3 separate regions of the Homo sapiens genome follow, and regions 2 and 3 are each linked to region 1. A link is a loop called in an ENCODE intact Hi-C map of the cell type or tissue named here. Cell type or tissue: heart right ventricle. All regions are shown on one strand. Each heading gives the region's core, and the rest is flanking DNA. Links, peaks and the distances in the headings are about the cores only.

Region 1 (6,324 bases), core at 502-5,501:
TCTCAAGTGCATTAAAATTCTTCTTTCACTAGAAGTGTATTAATCTTGTGTAGTGAGGCATAGAGGGGAGTGTTTTATTTCTGCAGCTTCCCAAAGGGGTCTGTGAGCTGGTAGAGCCAAGTTCCCAGTGGAGCAGAAGGCTCATCTCTGGATAGCAAGCAAAAAATTTGATCTTTCAGCTGTCACAGAGTATGGTCTTGGAATACATTTGGGTGTGTACACACACACATAGAAGCCTGAAACTTTTTTTTTTTTTTTTTTTTTTTTTTTTTGTGACAGGGTCTTGCTCTGTCACCCAGGCTTGATTGCAGTGGTGTGATTCGGCTTACTGCAACTTCTGCCATGTGGACTCAAATGATTCATCTCAGCCTCCCAAACTGCTGGGATTACAGTCATAAGCCACCACACCCAAAACCTAGATCTTGGTTTTAGATTAGATATATGTAGAACAAAGCTCCCACATACCCTCTAGGAGGGAAGATATTACCAGAATTATGATGAGGTCCCAAGATCTCACAGGCTTTGCTGTGTGCTGGGGACAGCTCATCATCCTACTAATTCTTGACTCTCAGCCTTAGGCCAAGGAGAATTATGTATCTTTTATAAAAGATATGTAAACTACTTGAGATAGTTTCAAGTGAAACAATCGGCTGTTTGTGAAATAAAGAAGAAAATTTGTGAAATAAGGAAGATTTGTGCTGCAGAGTTCTTTAGGGATACGGGCTGCAGCTGCCCAGGTGATGAGCTTGAAGAACCTAGGCCCGGCTGGCAGAGTGGAGAGGAGCTGGGAGAGACAGCTGCTTTTACGACTCTTTCATGTTCTAGCAGACGCCAGATGCGAGGCTTCTCCTTACAGGGAAGGGTTATGTTTGATTTATCATACATTTCTGGAGTTTTTGTTTAGTTTTTGTTAAATGCAAAGCTCTGTGCTGGACATTGTGAGAAACAGGAAGTTGAACGCCCATAAGGAGTTTAGAATAGAAGTGGAAGAAGTCAGTAGGTGCCCAAATGCTATTTGAGGTTTGAATAGAGAATGGGTAGAGGGGAGTGTCAAGGGTAGGCTAAGTTTGGAGTTACCTAACCTCAAAGTTCCAAACTGGGAGACTGGTGTTATAATTGGGAGCTACTGCTTTTACAGTCCCCTCCTAAGTGCCGTGTGTTCCCGGGACATTGGGAAGCAGGAGAAAATGGGTGGTGAAAGCCAGGTGGCTTCTAAGATCCATGTCAGTTCTAACACTTTTGACATCTACGAATGATTCAGCATGGTTGTCTCTGAAGCATGCTGCAAATCACCTCTCGTAGCCTGCAAGTACCTGTAGGGGCTAAGCTTTGTAGATGCCACAGGTGCTCTTAGAAAGCAAGGAAAGAAAGAAGAGAGAGAAGAAAAAAAAAAAAGCGAAAAGAAGAACATTATTTCAGTAGGAGGCTTCAGTCATCAGCCATGATTTGTAGGAAGTTTAGCTCGAGGAAGCATCGCTAAAAGACACATTGAGTTGGGGTGTCTGTCTACATACATGGGTGCTGACCAGACCTCTGACAAATTTTTGTGTTCATGGTGACAGTGGATCCAACCCTTAAGAAATTACATGCAGCAGGGAATTCAAGGGGGCCAGTTCGGGGGTGTTAGTTTCCTATCACTTCCATTAAACACCGTCCGAGTTTGGTGTGGACAAGGAGATATTTTCTCAGTATTAGATGAAGTGTTTTGCATAGGAAAGTTTCATGACCTCACTTCCAACTGTGTTGCGGCCTCTGGTTCCTTCTGGTGACTTTGAGGAGCTGCCGCTGGAATGGCTGCCCCCACGTCTTTTACAGTATATCGGGAGGCCACAAGATCTGCTTGCCAGGAGGCTGTCTGCTCAAACATCTCCTTCTTAGCAGGGGCCTTGATCTCCGAAAGCGTCCTGCCTTCCACGGAGTGTTACTGCTTTCAAGCATATTGCAAAGTGCCTGCACTCTCACAGCTTTCTTAGGAATCACATACGACTCCAGTTTCCTTTTATTGACCGGGGAAGACGGCAAAATTAACTTGGATTTTAAGGAATTTCGTTGAAGCAAAGCCTGATGTTTATGTTTCTGAGATGTGGGTCTGTTGAAGGGAATGCAGTTGAGGGCGTTTGACCCAAGACTCCGGAGTGGTCAAAGACTCACAACCTGCTTCACAAAAAGATCCCTCTTACTTTTGTTTTACTCACTAGTTTTAAAGTAAAATAAATATTTTCCTTATGATTGCCTGTTATCTTGAAGGAACTTGCATCAGCACTGAAGTCAGCCTTATCTGGCCACCTGGAGACGGTGATTTTGGGCCTATTGAAGACACCTGCTCAGTATGACGCTTCTGAGCTAAAAGCTTCCATGAAGGTAAATGCATGTGAGATGTCATCTCTGTCAAATCTGCTATTAATTTTGTGAATTACAGCTTTCTGAGTGTAATTTGGTGATTTTCAGTTTTGTTGAATTCTCATTTGGAACCATTTTTTAAAAATGAACTGAAGTTATATGTCTCAGGATTTGTACCAAAAATATTTCAATTACTTGTTTTAAGACTGTAAAGAAATTTCATGATGCTGAGAAGTCAGTTACCAGCTGCTACTACTCAGCACCTGGGCAATTGGAATACCATTTGGGAAAACTACTTCCTTGATTACACTTCCTCCTTTAAAAAGATATGTTGTGATATTAAGGCAAGAAAAAAAAACTCATAGCTTTTGTTAAGTGAAGCTTGCAAATTCTGCCCATCCTTTCGTGGGTGTTTCTTCCTCCCATACTCTCTCTGTCAGTACCATTTGTTTCAAATTCAGGCAGAATCAGAACATCATAGTGCATATAAGGGGTAATTCTGGATGAAGAATCGTACCTGAATCGTACCTGTGAGAAAGTAACTGTGAAGTCTCAATGCACGTTATCTTTTATGTTTTTCTTTTGTAAAGTTCTTTTGAACCTGGAATTTTAGGTTAAATTAAGTAAAAACTGTAGATTGGAAACCTCCTGAACTTTGTGCATACTTAAAATATCAAGTTTTTTGTTTTGTTTTGTTTTGTTTTTTGAGATGGATTTCGCTCTTGTTGCCCAGGCTGGAGTGCAATGGCGCGATCTCAGTTCACTGCAACCTCTGCCTCCCGGGTTCAAGAGATTCTCCTGCCTCAGCATCCCGAGTAGCTGGGATTACAGGCATGCGCCACTACGCCCAGCTAATTTTGTATTTTTAGTAGAGACGGGATTTCTCCATGTTGGTCAGGCTGGTCTCAAACTCCCGACCTCAGGTGATCTGCCCACCTTGGCCTCCCAAAGTGCTAGGATTACAGGCGTGAGCCACCGCGCCTGGCCAACATCAAGTTTTATATAAATGCAATAGATGCACACACATTAATGTATGTTGTACTGCAACACATTTGGACCCTTTTCTTAGTGTGGGTCTGCAGCATTTGAACAGTCCGACACTGCCCTCTGCTGATATACATGGGTAAAGTCTGCGCTGTAGATGAGGGAAACCATTGGTCTTGATTTTTTATTCCGAGTCTGTTTTCTCTGATGCCACTGTTCCTGAATTATGAACAGTCTGAGCTGTAAGCCTGTCACCAGAGCTAATGTCACAGTTCAGTTGTCATCCTTTTCCCAGAGAACACAAGAGTGAGGGTGCTTCGGACACTGGGCATCTCCAAAGCCTGGAATTTGATAGCTCAGGGCTGCTGTAAGATTTGTTGTTAAGTCTCTTTCTTCCTTTAGTTCTTCAGCTTAGCCCAAGCTGTGCTCAGTTTATTTTAGCGGACTTGTCTGAGTTTCCTAAGTAGACTGTACTGCAGAAAAGACGTCATTAAGAATGATAAAATGTCGACAACATTTCATGATCCTGGTTGATAAAAATAGCGCTCCTGAAAACCGAGTCTGTGGACCTTTGGAGGCAGGGATGAGTCAGCCTCTCCTAGGTTTCTTCTGACCATCAACACTTCAGATCAGTTTGTCTTATTTTCATCAAGAATCTATTTAGTTGTGATTCGAGTGGCTTTACTGGTATCTATTACTAGGTATTAGGGACTTGAAACAGACCTTTTTGAGCTGTCAGTCACTGTTGTAATCTATGTAATTGGGCCCAATGGAAGGTGCTTTAACTGCTGAAGCTTTGACCCTGTGCCAGCTCTTCCATTAGCTATCACAGTTGAATACCCGTCCAAAATCCATAAAGCTTGAAGTGACATTAACTGAACTATGCTTAAAAAAAAATCTGTTTTGACTTCTGGCAGTACCGGTGGCAGTATCTGCCATATGTTACAGTAGAATTTGCCCTTGTGATAGGAATTGTGGACAGTCTGTGGAGAGTTTGGGCCGGGCTTTGGAAATTGCCAAGGTCACCTTTGAATGTAGACATAAAAACACTATTGGAATTCTCAGATATTACCACTGGTATATCAGTGATGGAAGGAAACACATCTTACATTATTCTGCCTGTCTTGCAATTCTACAATGTCAGGATATAACATTTCTCCCACTGTGTGTTATTTTTAGACTATATTTCTATCATCCTTGAGATTGAACAACTGCCTCTCAAAATATTCAAAGATACTCGGTAGTCATTTAATAACATTTGTGTAGAATGCTGTATGGACCTTTTGCTAACAAGGGGAGAATTTTTGGCTTTGCTGGAACCTCTACAAATCATGATTAAAAACTCAGAAAGAAGAGCCATTGGCTCAAAGGTTAGATGAAGAATAAAATTCAAAATTAACCATTAACCTGAGGCTTAGCTTATATTATACAAACTACTTTTTCGGGGCATATAAACGCTAATAAGTTTAATTAATAGCTGACACGCTTTTCATGTGGGTAAGTTTCTTATTGTATTAACACCTTATAATTGATTTACATTTTAAACAGTTGTAATTCTACTTAGTTCAAAGTGATAGTTCCATATTCGGAAAGACAAGTATTAAAGAATCCTGATTATTAAATCTTGACTTTGATCATGAAGCCAGCTTTGAAATACATGTTTCATTGAGTCCTTTCAAGCTATCTGACATGCTCAAAAGTGTATATATTAAATTTGAATACATCACCCATCAAATTCTTATTCCTTAATAAAGTGTTGGTGTCTAGGTTTATTTGGCACTTCATTATTTCTTTTTGCTTCCCTAAAGTGCCTGAAGAGTGCATAATTATCAAGCAAAAATGGAAGGACAAGAATGAAATTTTTAACATTAACCCAATTTTACATTTCAAAGAGTGCAGCTAAAAATTTTTTCTTAACTATACCTTTGCCTGGTAAAAAGACTTACTCTAACAATGCTGGCTGCAAGTGACAACATAAAATTTCTGTATTCCTTTATTTTAGCGAGAATTGTTTAACAAAGAAATTTCTAATCTGTTAAAATAGTGAGTGGTTATTGTAGAAAGTGAAAAATAATAATAAGAAAAAGTTACTTTATCTACCCACAGCAAAAGGCAATTGCCAGTTTTAGTATTTTGGCATATTCTATTGCTGCCTCTTCCTATTCACTACTTTTTTTTTTTTTTGAGATGGGGTCTTACTCTGTCGTCCAGGCTGGAGTGCAGTGGCGCGATCTCGGCTCACTGCAAGCTCCACCTCCCAGGTTCACGCCATTCTCCTGCCTCAGCCTCCCAGGGTAGCTGGGACTACAGGCGCCCGCTACCATGCCCAGCTAATTTTTTGTATTTTTAGTAGAGATGGGGTTTCACTGTGTTAGCCAGAATGGTCTTGATCTCTTGACCTCGTGATCTGCCTGCCTTGGCCTCCCAAAGTGCTGGGATTACAGGCGTGAGCCACTGTGCCCAGCCCCTATTCACTACTTAAAAAAAAAAACCATATTAACAGTTGAACTCCAACATGCCAGTTCCACCATCTTGTGCTCTGGTGAAGCATTTTTTAAAGGAATAGAAAATGCCATTACTTTGTGCTAAGGGGTAGGAGTATAGATTCTTCAGAAGGAATGTAGAAAGCAGGATGCTAACAGACCCAATCCATGTTTGCAATTTACTTGATGGAGATCAGAGAAGTAGGCTAATGGTGGGGAAGCATTTCCCTGCTGATGTTCGTGCTTCCTGGTTCACAGGGGCTGGGAACCGACGAGGACTCTCTCATTGAGATCATCTGCTCCAGAACCAACCAGGAGCTGCAGGAAATTAACAGAGTCTACAAGGAAAGTGAGTAGCTTGATTTCTGTGATTCATCCTCTCAGCCCAATTTATGTGACTCTATCATGGCCACTGGGGTTAGGGTTCGGGCTAAGATGCCTGCATTAGTGATGTGCAGAAGTGCCTGCCACCTTGACTATGCAGGCAAGGTTGGCTGTGGTCCAAGTTTCTCTCCTT
Region 2 (5,000 bases), core at 1-5,000, 85 kb before region 1:
ATAGATTACATCTAGATTGGCATATATATACCTGTTTTCTCTGGGAATTTGGATTTCCATTATTACATGTGAACTCGAGTTCTTTTCACTTTGGGGCTCTTGTTGACTTACTTTAGAAGTCCAAGTAGAACTTTTGAAAGATGGCCTTTCACACATATGTAAGGTCTTTTCAGGACTGTTAGAAGACCAAATCTCTTCCTTTCTTTTTTCCCCTGTTGTTTCTTTTGGGTTTGATATAAATATTTTCCTCAGGAAAAAAAATGTATTGCTGCAATTTGAGTAATTACTTCTTTTAAAAATTTTTCATATTTGAAATTCTCTTTCAGATTAGTTTGCATTTTTTTGTGTGTATGACTACTGAGTTCTGGTAAATAAAGGGAATCTTCTATATTATAATTGAGTATGTAATATTAAAGTGTGTTTCCTTTAATTTTTCTTGAGGACTTTTTCTGTTGTATGTATTTGTCACAGTACACATTTAAAAAAACAAGTTTTGGTGTCTCTGTCTCTTGTTATCTAACCCACTGCCCAATAAGAATCATCACTGACCACTTTGAATGTCTGTGTTTTGAGGTAGGGATCAGGTGAATCCAGACTAGTGATGTTCTACTATTGATCATTGTGGAGGACTTCCTGACTACTGTATCATATTAAAGAATAACTGGGCCAGGTGTGATGCCTCACACCTGTAATCCCAGCACTTTGGGAGGCCGAGGTGGGCAGATCACGAGGTCAGGAGATTGAGACCATCCTGGCTAACATAGTGAAACCCCCTCTCTACTAAGAATACAAAAAATTAGCCGGGTATGGTGGCAGGCGCCTGTAGTCCCAGCTACGTGGGAGGCTGAGGCTGGAGAATGGCGTGAACCTGGGAGGCGGAGCTTGCAGTGAGCCGAGATCGCACCACTGCACTCCAGCCTGGGCAACAGAGTGAGACTCTATCTCAAAAAAAATTTTTAAAAAGTGCCAACTTTTCCACATTGCTAATAACAGCGGCATGAGGGTTTGACTACTATGATAAACTAAGGCCAACCCATCCAGATCCAGGATGTACACTTTGTCCACCCAAATCCAGTGGACTTGGTGGAACTTGTGCTTGATAATGTTTTTATCTTTTGTTAAATAGAACGAAGATTATAAAGTCCTAAATTCTTAAACTTCTAATTCACATAATTTAGTTTTTATCATTGATTCAAACTTGAAATTTTAGAAACCAAATGGCTTTAATTGAAAACTGTTTGGTTTTAGTGCTCTTTACAAGAGAAACTCAAGGAATGACAAAATTCTGTAGGTTTGATAGTCTCCTCCTAGATAAATGCTATAACATCCTGTGAATTAAAAGATTTGACTTTATTTGCTAATTTTTCCTGCCTCATCTGTGTTAACTAATAAACTTAATAACCATAAGCTTGAACATCATGAATACATATAGTATCAGTCCTATAGATTGTATTTTCAAGGTTTTATTTCTTTGATTCTTGCTATCTCTCTGATTTATTTTGAGGCTAACCTCATTTCTTTAACTTCCTACTCTGTGAACCCATACCACTTTGTATTTCTTTTTCAGCTTACAGCACTTAGAAATTGTTGATGGCCGGTATCTCTTAAGTAAGAATAGCCTAGGGAAATTTTGGATACCAGTTTAATTCTTGAACAAGACAGCTTGGTAAGGACATTGTAATTCACTTGACTAAGGTGAAATTTGTAAATTTCAAGACATAACCTTATAGAAGAAAATTCATTCTTCATCAAAATATGTCAAAATAGTCACACCCTAAAGACTGTCTAAATAGAAGGCTTATATTTCTGATTGTGTCAAACTCAGAATAAAATTTTAAAATTTTCAGTGAATGCTTACATTGCCCCCGTTATTATATGTAGTAGTTTATGGTTTAAATCTCTTAGTAAAATGTATGCCCCTTGGAATTATGTCCTATTCATCTCTGTTTGTCCAAAATATTTTATCCTCTGGAAATTCAGTAAATCGGCACCGAGTAAATGAGGAAAATGGTGAGGGGGTGATATTGTTGACTAAGGGAACTTTAGGGAGGTTGAGGCACCAATTTGAAAATGTTGTAAGTGGTACTATTTAAACTAATTCAGCAAAATTACATCCCCCATTAGTATTTCCTACCTAAAAACCAACTTGCTTAGATAGAGCTTTGAAATACTTAGAAGTGTCTTCAACCTCTGCTGTCCAAGAACCTCATCTCTTCTTTATTTTTCCTCAGTTCTTCAATTATTTTAGTTGTCATTTTAGTTTCCAGTATCATTTATGTTTCCTTACCAAAACTCTGCTTAATAAGAGTTGCACTTTAAAGGAGAACCTAAAACATCAGCCAGTCTCAAGTGATGGGATAAAATAAAGAGGCTAGGCCAGGCACGGTGGCTCACGCCTGTAATCCCAACTCTTTTGGAGGCCAAGGCAGGTAGATCAGCTGAGCTCAGGAGTTCGAGACCAGCCTGGCCCACGTGGTGAAACCCCATCTCTACTAAAAAAATACAAAACTTAGCTAGGCGTGGTGGTGCACATATAAACCTGGCTGCTCGGGAGGCTGAGGCAGGAGAATCGCTTGAACCCAGGAGGTGGAAGTTGCAGTGAGCTGAGATTGCGTCATTGTACTCCAGCCTAGACAACAAGAGTGAAATTCCATCTCAAAAAAAAATAATAATAAAGAGGCTAATTTGGACCACAAGATATAAAACAGAATTTACTGAGTTCAATACATGATTATGAAATCCATACCCAGGAACTTTGGATGATTTCATAATATCTATTACTGTCTGTCTCAATGAACCAAGTATCCTAAGTGCTTTATGTGAAAAATTGGAACAGAACCAAGAAAAGCTTTTACTTGGGGAGCCATTTATCAAGGGAAAAAAATAGTAAACTTTATAGTATGAAAATTTTGATTATCCTTAAATTTTTACTTCAATTTTGGGATACTAAGGAAAGATGAAATGTTCAGGCCTTTTTTTTCCCCTGGCTTCCTGGAGATGGCAGTAGAATACATACAGAAATTAAACTGGTTTTAGGACTTGGTTTTATAGATAGAGTAGTTTTATCAAAGAAAATCTCCCAAAGTATTTGCTTTTTAGAAATAATACATATTTAAAATTTTTTTTAAATATATGGAATTAACTCTTACCCATTTCTAATCCAGAAATGTGATCCTTTTTCTCAGTCAACTTTTTTCAGTTCTGCTGTAAACTAGCTATGTGTCCTTGAGCAAATTTCATTCATTCTTTTTTTAAAAGAGACAAGAGTCTTGCTGTGTTGCCCAGGCAGGAGTGCAGTAGCACGATCATAGCTTACTGCTTCCTTGAACTTCTGGGCTCAAGTGATCCTCCCACCTCAGCCTCCTGAGTAACTAGAACTGTAAGCATGTGCCCCATGCCCAGCTAATTTTTTTTTTTTTTAATTTTTTGTAGAGGCAGGGTCTTGCTGTTTCATCCAGGCTAATCCTGAACTCCTGGCCTTAAGTAATCTTCCCACCTCAGCCTCCCAAAATGCTGGGATTATAGGCATGAGCCACTGCACCCAGCCTGAGCAAATTTCTTTATCTCGACCTCCTATTTGCTCTGAAGTTATGAGAGACTAAATCATATGCAGATAACCATTTGCAAAATTACATAGTAAAATGCTTTATTGGTAAAATCCTAATCACATTTAATTTTGTTTTTAATTGAGAAGACACACTGGAGGCCTTACCTACTGAAAGTATGGTCCCTGGAACAATAGCTTGTTATTAATGTAAAATCTTGGGCTCCACCCCAGATTCTACATTTTAACAAGATCACCAGATTTCTCACATGCACGTAGTTCAAGGGCAAATCACATGAAACAGCACTTACTGTTGATAAGAAAAATATTAGTGGATTTGAATTGTTCTTACCACCACCATTGTACCAAGCCCACTCTTTGCCACTTTGTAAAAATCAAGAATTAAGAAATACTGATGAAATATTTTCAAATCTGTAAATGGTGACACAGTATAATGTCAGAAGTACTAATTAGCCTTATAAGTTCAAGTTAAGTACCTTAAATCATGTGTTTCTCTTTCTGCAACTGGAAATAGACTCCTGTTAAGAGTAGAGTTTTCTTTGAAGATAATGAGATAGCATAAGCACAGTGAACAACATGTATTTCTTTGCTTACGCTCCCTTAGGCCAGTAATAGGTACAGTCATTTTACTTATGTAGTGTCCTGACCAGTGAATTTGGATGGATAATTTGTCAGATACTTCGTGTCTGAAATAAAGCCGTTAAATTGAAGATAATGACAAACAGGTGTTAATGTAGGCATTAGTGCTCTTTCATTTGTAGAATGAAACGAGCTGCTCAGAGTATTTGAGCCTAAGACAATGTGACTCATGCTTTAAAGGAGAAAAAAATTCTACCTTTTTTATCCTCTTGAAAATGACTAGTATATAAAAAAGTCAGTGCTTCCCAGCATCTGGCTTTGAGCCTTTGGGCAACTATGTATGATAGGCTTTGTTGCAAGGAGTCTGCTGTCAGTCACATTCCCTGACCAAAATCAAACCTTGCCTATGTGGGGAGGTATGTTGATTTTGGTCACAAATGGGAATGGTGAGGAGAGATCTCTTTCATCCATCCACCTTTTGGCACCAAACATTCTTCTATTCATCAGGCCTGAATGTATCCATCTTACAGTGTGAATCCTGCTGTAATTGAAAGGATGAAATAAGATTACCTGAAAGCATTTTGAAAGTGGCAAAGCTGTATAGGCAAATGTATTTGCTATTAATAGTAAATTAATAGAGCTTTGAAAAAGTATAATTTTGCATTGCAGCAATTTCCAGTTTATGTACTACCAAAAGTAGAGTATCAAGCTTGTTATGGAGTTGAAGCTCTGACTGAAAGTGAACTTTGTCGCTTATGGACTGAAAGTTTATTGCATTCCAACAGCTCATTTTATGTTGGTAAGTTATACAAAAGTCTTTATTCTCCTTTTTAATTTTCTTGTAATTACATACTTG
Region 3 (5,000 bases), core at 1-5,000, 77 kb before region 1:
TACTGCCAGAAGTGAAATTTGAATGGAACATAAATGGAATTACAGAGGAAATAGCAAAGAGTGGGAATGTTGGCACTGCTGTTGTTCCAGTGACTCTAGATTTGCTGCCAGACAAACTTAGTGAAAGCATTGTGACATAAAGGATGAACAAGTGACACTGGCATAAGATTTTACAGTAAACAAATCCTGAAGATAATTTCATGACATTGAAGGCACCAAGGATACAGTGTCAGAAGCTGATCCTTAGGAATATAACGGTTCACCATGGCATAGAAAAGATGTATCCGGCCAGGTACGGTGCCTCAAGCTTCTAATCCCAGCACTTTGGGAGGCCGAGGTGGGTGGATCATTTGAGGTCAGGAGTTCAAGACCAGCCTGGCCAACATGGTGAAACCCTGTCTCTACTTAAAATGTAAAAAATTAGCTGGGCAGTAGTCGCATGCGCCTGTAGTCCCAGCTACTCAGGAGACTGAGGCAGGAGAATCGCAAGAGCCTGGGAGGCGGAGGTTGCAGTGAGCCAAGATCGCAGCACTGCACTCCAACCTGGCCGACAGAGTGAGACCCTGTCTCAAAAAAAAGAAAAAAAAGAAAAAGAAAAGATGCATCCTTCCTATGACAAATTGTGCAAGAAGGTAACAAGCACTGTTCAAACTGCTCTTCATTAACGTTTCATGAAGAAAACACTTTAATTTTTTGGATTACAGTGTACTAAAATATTTTACTGTTCTTTTCGTTTTCCTATACATTTATGATTGATAGAGAATTTATAGTGTTTTGATAAAAATTTTAAAGGTAACCAAACAGTTGTAATTTTCCCTATTGATTGTTACAATTGTAGGGTTTCAGCCTGTATAGGCATTTTTATGGTCCTCACACTGCATGCAAAGCAAGGAGTACCTACCTATACACATATGAATGCATGTATGCATGTATATGTTTATGTGCATATATATATGAATGAACGCTTGTATATAAAAGCTTTATTTTTATTATGTATAGATTTTATTTGTCCTCTATAAATCAGTGCTTTCCAACCTTGATGCACATAAATATTTGTACAGCACACTGTGATATATAAGAGAGATTGCTTGTGGCTGAAGGGCAATAGCCAGGAAGCTTTTGCCATCCCAAGCATTGCTGAGCTGCCTGAAGGGCTGAGGTGATGAGTATCTTAAGCACATATATATCTTATTTGAGGCCCACAGGTTAGAAAGCTCCAATGTTGAGAGAGTTGTGAACTCCTTGAGTAGGTAGATCCTCAGAGCACTTAGTATGGTATTCTCTGTATAGTTATTTTTGACAGACCATATTTGACATATACTATAAAACTTTTTTAAATGAATTTCTTTCAAAAGGTAAGAACTATTAGTCTTCTCAAAGACATAATTAGTAAACATCTAAAAGTTATTATGCTTAGTATTTCCTTTCTATGGTTTTTAAATCATTACGATATGTCTTTGTTATTAGAAATGCCACTGTGTAATGAGTGTTACATATAATAAGTAGGTATGGGTACAAATGAATTTGGTGTCTTAGAAGGAAGCCATCTGGTAAAAATGTTTCTAATTATTTGTATGAGCATAAAGCAAATGAAAGGGGGCTTGGTAAGAAAATGAAACATTAAATTATGTGCATTTTTAATTGTCCCAGTGATTGACATCAGCTTTCCAGGTAATTTGTTTTGATACCTAAATATTAGGAGTTAAAAAAATAAAAACAATTTGTCTTCAACATTGATACGTCTTATATTCTCATCATGCTAGTTGATGTTTTTAACTATGGTACAATACATACGATTTTTGTGTTGACTTATATAACATTTAACCCAGGACTCTTTTATGTCACTCTTCCTTGGTATATTTCAGGACCTTGGTGTTAGCTCTCAACCTGTTTTGTTTTAGAACATACGCATTACTTGTTATAACAAAAGCATCATATTGAGAATTTGCTGTTTTGTTTTTTGGAATTCTAGATTCATATTGTGTTTGTGAAAAAAGTAAGAATCGGAGCCGGGTGCCGTTACTCACACCTGTAATCTTAGCACTTTGGGAGTCCAAGGCAGGTGGATTGCTTGAGGCCAGTAGTTCGAGACCAGCCTGGCCAACATGATGAAACTCCATCTGTACCAAAAATACCAAAAAAAAAAAAAGATAGCTGGGAGTGGTGGCACACAACTATAGTCTTAGCTACTCAGGAGGCTAAGGCACAAGAATAGCTTGAACCCCGGAGGTGGAGGTTACAGTGAGCCAGGATCTCGCTGCTGCACTCCAGCCCAGGAGACAGAGCAAGACTCTGTCTTAAAAAATAAATAAATAAATAAATAAAAATAAGACTTCAGCCGGGCTCAGTGGCTCACACCTGTAATCTCAGCACTTTGGGAGGCTGAGGCAGGTGGATCACCTGACGTCAGGAGTTCGAGACCAGCCTCGCCAACATGATGAAACCCAGTCTCTACTAAAAATACAAAAAATTAGCCAGGCCTGGTGGTGGGCACCTGTAATCCCATCTACTCGGCAGGCTGAGGCAGGATCGCTTGAACTGAGGAGGCAGAAGTTGCAGTGAGCCAAGATCATGCTACTGCACTCCAGCCTGGGCAACAAGAGCGAAACTTTGTCTCAAAAAAAAAGTAAAACTTGGAACTGACTGCTTTGATTTTTTTTTTAACTTTGGGAAATCTTATGGTGTGCTTTAATAAATATATATATATATTTTTTGAGACGGAGTCTTACTCTGTCACCCAGGCTGGAGTGCTGTAGCACTGTATCGGCTCACTGCAACCTCCATCTCCTGGGTTCAAACAATTATCCTGCCTCAGCCTCCCAAGTAGGTGGGATTACAGGTGCCCACCACCATGCCTGGCTAATTTTTTTATGTTTTTAGTAGAGACGAGGTTTCACCATGTTGGCCAGGCTGGTCTTGAACTCCTGACCTCAGGTGATCTGCCCGCCTCGGCCTCCCAAAGTGCGGGGATTTCAGGCGTGAGCCACCACACCCAGTCTAATTAAAAAATATTAAGCCAGATTTTCATAATCTAATTTTTACCTTAAGAGCCAAGTGTGTCTTAGCCCCTGTACATTTGATTTTATCTGCTTATTTTGATAATACATAATTATCAACATAATTCAAATTATGTTAATATGTATTAACATAAAAATACATATTATGATAATACATAAATATCATAATTATGATAATTCTCCTCATAAACGCCATGCAAATGTAACTTTCTTTTTTTTTTTTTTTTTTTTGAGACAGAGTCTGGCTCTGTCACCACCCAGGCTGGAGTACAGTGGTGCAGTCTCAGCTCACTGCTGCAAGCTCTGCCTCCCGGGTTAACGCCATTCTCCTGCCTCAGCCTTCCGAGTAGATGGGACTACAGGCGCCCGCCACTACGCCTGGCTAATTAAATGTAACTTTAATAGGAATTAGAAACACCAGTATTTTAATAGTTGTTGTTCATAAATTGTAGGCTTTGAAATGATTTCGTATGTGTGGACATGTGTAAACATATATTCAGCAAATATTTTAGAATGAATATAAATGTTTTATAATCTGAATTATGTTATTTTAAAATATAGCTTTACTTAAGACTTAATAAAATGTGTATTTCTCCTTTTAAAATGTAAAATTTCTTCACAGTTATTAAAATTTGTAATCTTTAAGGAGACAGGATAACTTGGTTTTTTTTTTTTCTAAATACTGCAATTGCTTCTTCTTTCTAAGTTTGATATTTTATTTTAGGGCATATCGATGCATTTACTTCAAAACTTTTTCTACTGGAAGAAATTACCTCAGAAGAATTAAAAGAAAAGCTTTCAGCACTCAAGTAAGAAAGTTTACTTTGTGGTGAGAATTGAAAAATTTGTTAATGTGATCATTAATTTTTCTTTAAATATTGTTTAAGCTTAAATTATTTTCAAGACTTTTAGTCTTTTTATGTATAGAGGTCTCATTGGACTCAGTTTTGTTTTGTCTTTTTTTTTGTTCTTTGTGTGTTTGAGACAGTCTCGTTCTGTCACCCAGGCTGGAGTGCAGTGGTGTGATCTCGGCTCACTGCAACCTCTGCCTCCCCGGTTCAAGGGATCCTCCCACCTCAGCCTCCCAAGTAGGGACTACAGGTGTGCACCAGCATGCCCAGCTCATTTTTGTATTTTTTGTGGAGACGGGGTTTCACTATGTTGCCTGGGCTGGTCTCAAACCCCTGGACTCAAGCAATGTGCCTGCCTCAGCCTCCCAAAATGCTGGGATTACAGGCATGAACCACCATGCCTGGCCAGCAGTATGTACTGTTTGTTTTGTTTTTCTTTGTTTAGTGGTAGATGACGGTTATACGTATTTTGGGGTACATGTGATTTTTTTTTTTTTTTTTGAGACAGAGTTTTGCTCTTTTTGCCCAGGCTAGAGTGCAGTGGTGTGATCTCAGTTCACTGCAGCCTCCACCTCCTGGGTTCAAGCGATTCTCCTGCCTCAGCCTCCTGAGTAGCTGGGATTACAGGCATGCGCCACCACGCCTGGCTAATTTTGTATTTTTAATAGAGACAGGGTTTCTCCATATTGGTTAGGCTGGTCTCAAACTCCCGACCTCGGGTGATCCTCCTGCCTCGGCCTCCCAAAGTGCTGGGATTACAGGTGTGAGCCACTGCGCCTGGCCCTACATGTGATTTTTGTTTTGTTTTGTTTTGTTTTTTGAGACGGAGTCTCGCTCTGTTGCCCAGGCTGGAGTGCAGTGGCGTGATCTCGGCTCACTGCAAGTTCTGCCTCCCGGGTTCATGCCATTCTCCTGCCTCAGCCTCCAGAGTAGCTGGGACTACAGGTGCCCGCCACCACACCCAGCTAAGTTTTTGTATTTTTAGTAGAGATGGGGTTTCACCGTGTTAGCCAGGATGGTCTCATCTCCTGACCTCGTGATCCACCCGCCTCGGCCTCCCAAGTGCTGAGATTACAGGCGTGAGCCACTGCACCCGGCTCCTACATGTGATATTTTAATACCCATATACAGT

The links. Peaks named below come from ENCODE experiments on the same cell type or tissue, not always from the same donor. Only the 100,000 strongest peaks of a DNase experiment are listed, where the experiment ranks them.
Region 2: a loop joins it to region 1, with 13 times the contacts of the local background. A loop is called at or near these places in 95 of 110 quality-filtered maps.
Region 3: it touches region 1 in a loop (4-fold over the local background); 96 of 110 quality-filtered maps call a loop at or near these places.

The regions. Positions count from the first base shown.
Region 1 is chr15:60,356,978-60,363,301 of GRCh38, reverse strand. It overlaps ANXA2 (annexin A2), which reads left to right. Exons shown (of 13, transcript NM_004039.3): 5 at 2,248-2,361; 6 at 6,066-6,156. Among named protein-coding and RNA genes, the nearest start is that of ANXA2, 38 kb to the left of the region's middle. In heart right ventricle, for the core only: a CTCF peak has its summit at 3,442 (motif pointing left); a DNase peak (open chromatin) is centred at 3,437; H3K4me3 peaks cover 429 bases; H3K27ac peaks cover 3,997 bases.
Region 2 is chr15:60,442,359-60,447,358 of GRCh38, reverse strand. ICE2 (interactor of little elongation complex ELL subunit 2) reads left to right here. Exons shown (of 16, transcript NM_024611.6): 12 at 4,814-4,943. Among named protein-coding and RNA genes, the nearest start is that of ICE2, 34 kb to the left of the region's middle. In heart right ventricle, for the core only: a CTCF peak has its summit at 2,988 (motif pointing right); no DNase peak of the experiment used is centred there.
Region 3 is chr15:60,434,969-60,439,968 of GRCh38, reverse strand. ICE2 (interactor of little elongation complex ELL subunit 2) reads left to right here. Exons shown (of 16, transcript NM_024611.6): 13 at 3,742-3,826. Among named protein-coding and RNA genes, the nearest start is that of ANXA2, 39 kb to the right of the region's middle. In heart right ventricle, for the core only: no CTCF peak of the experiment used is centred there; no DNase peak of the experiment used is centred there.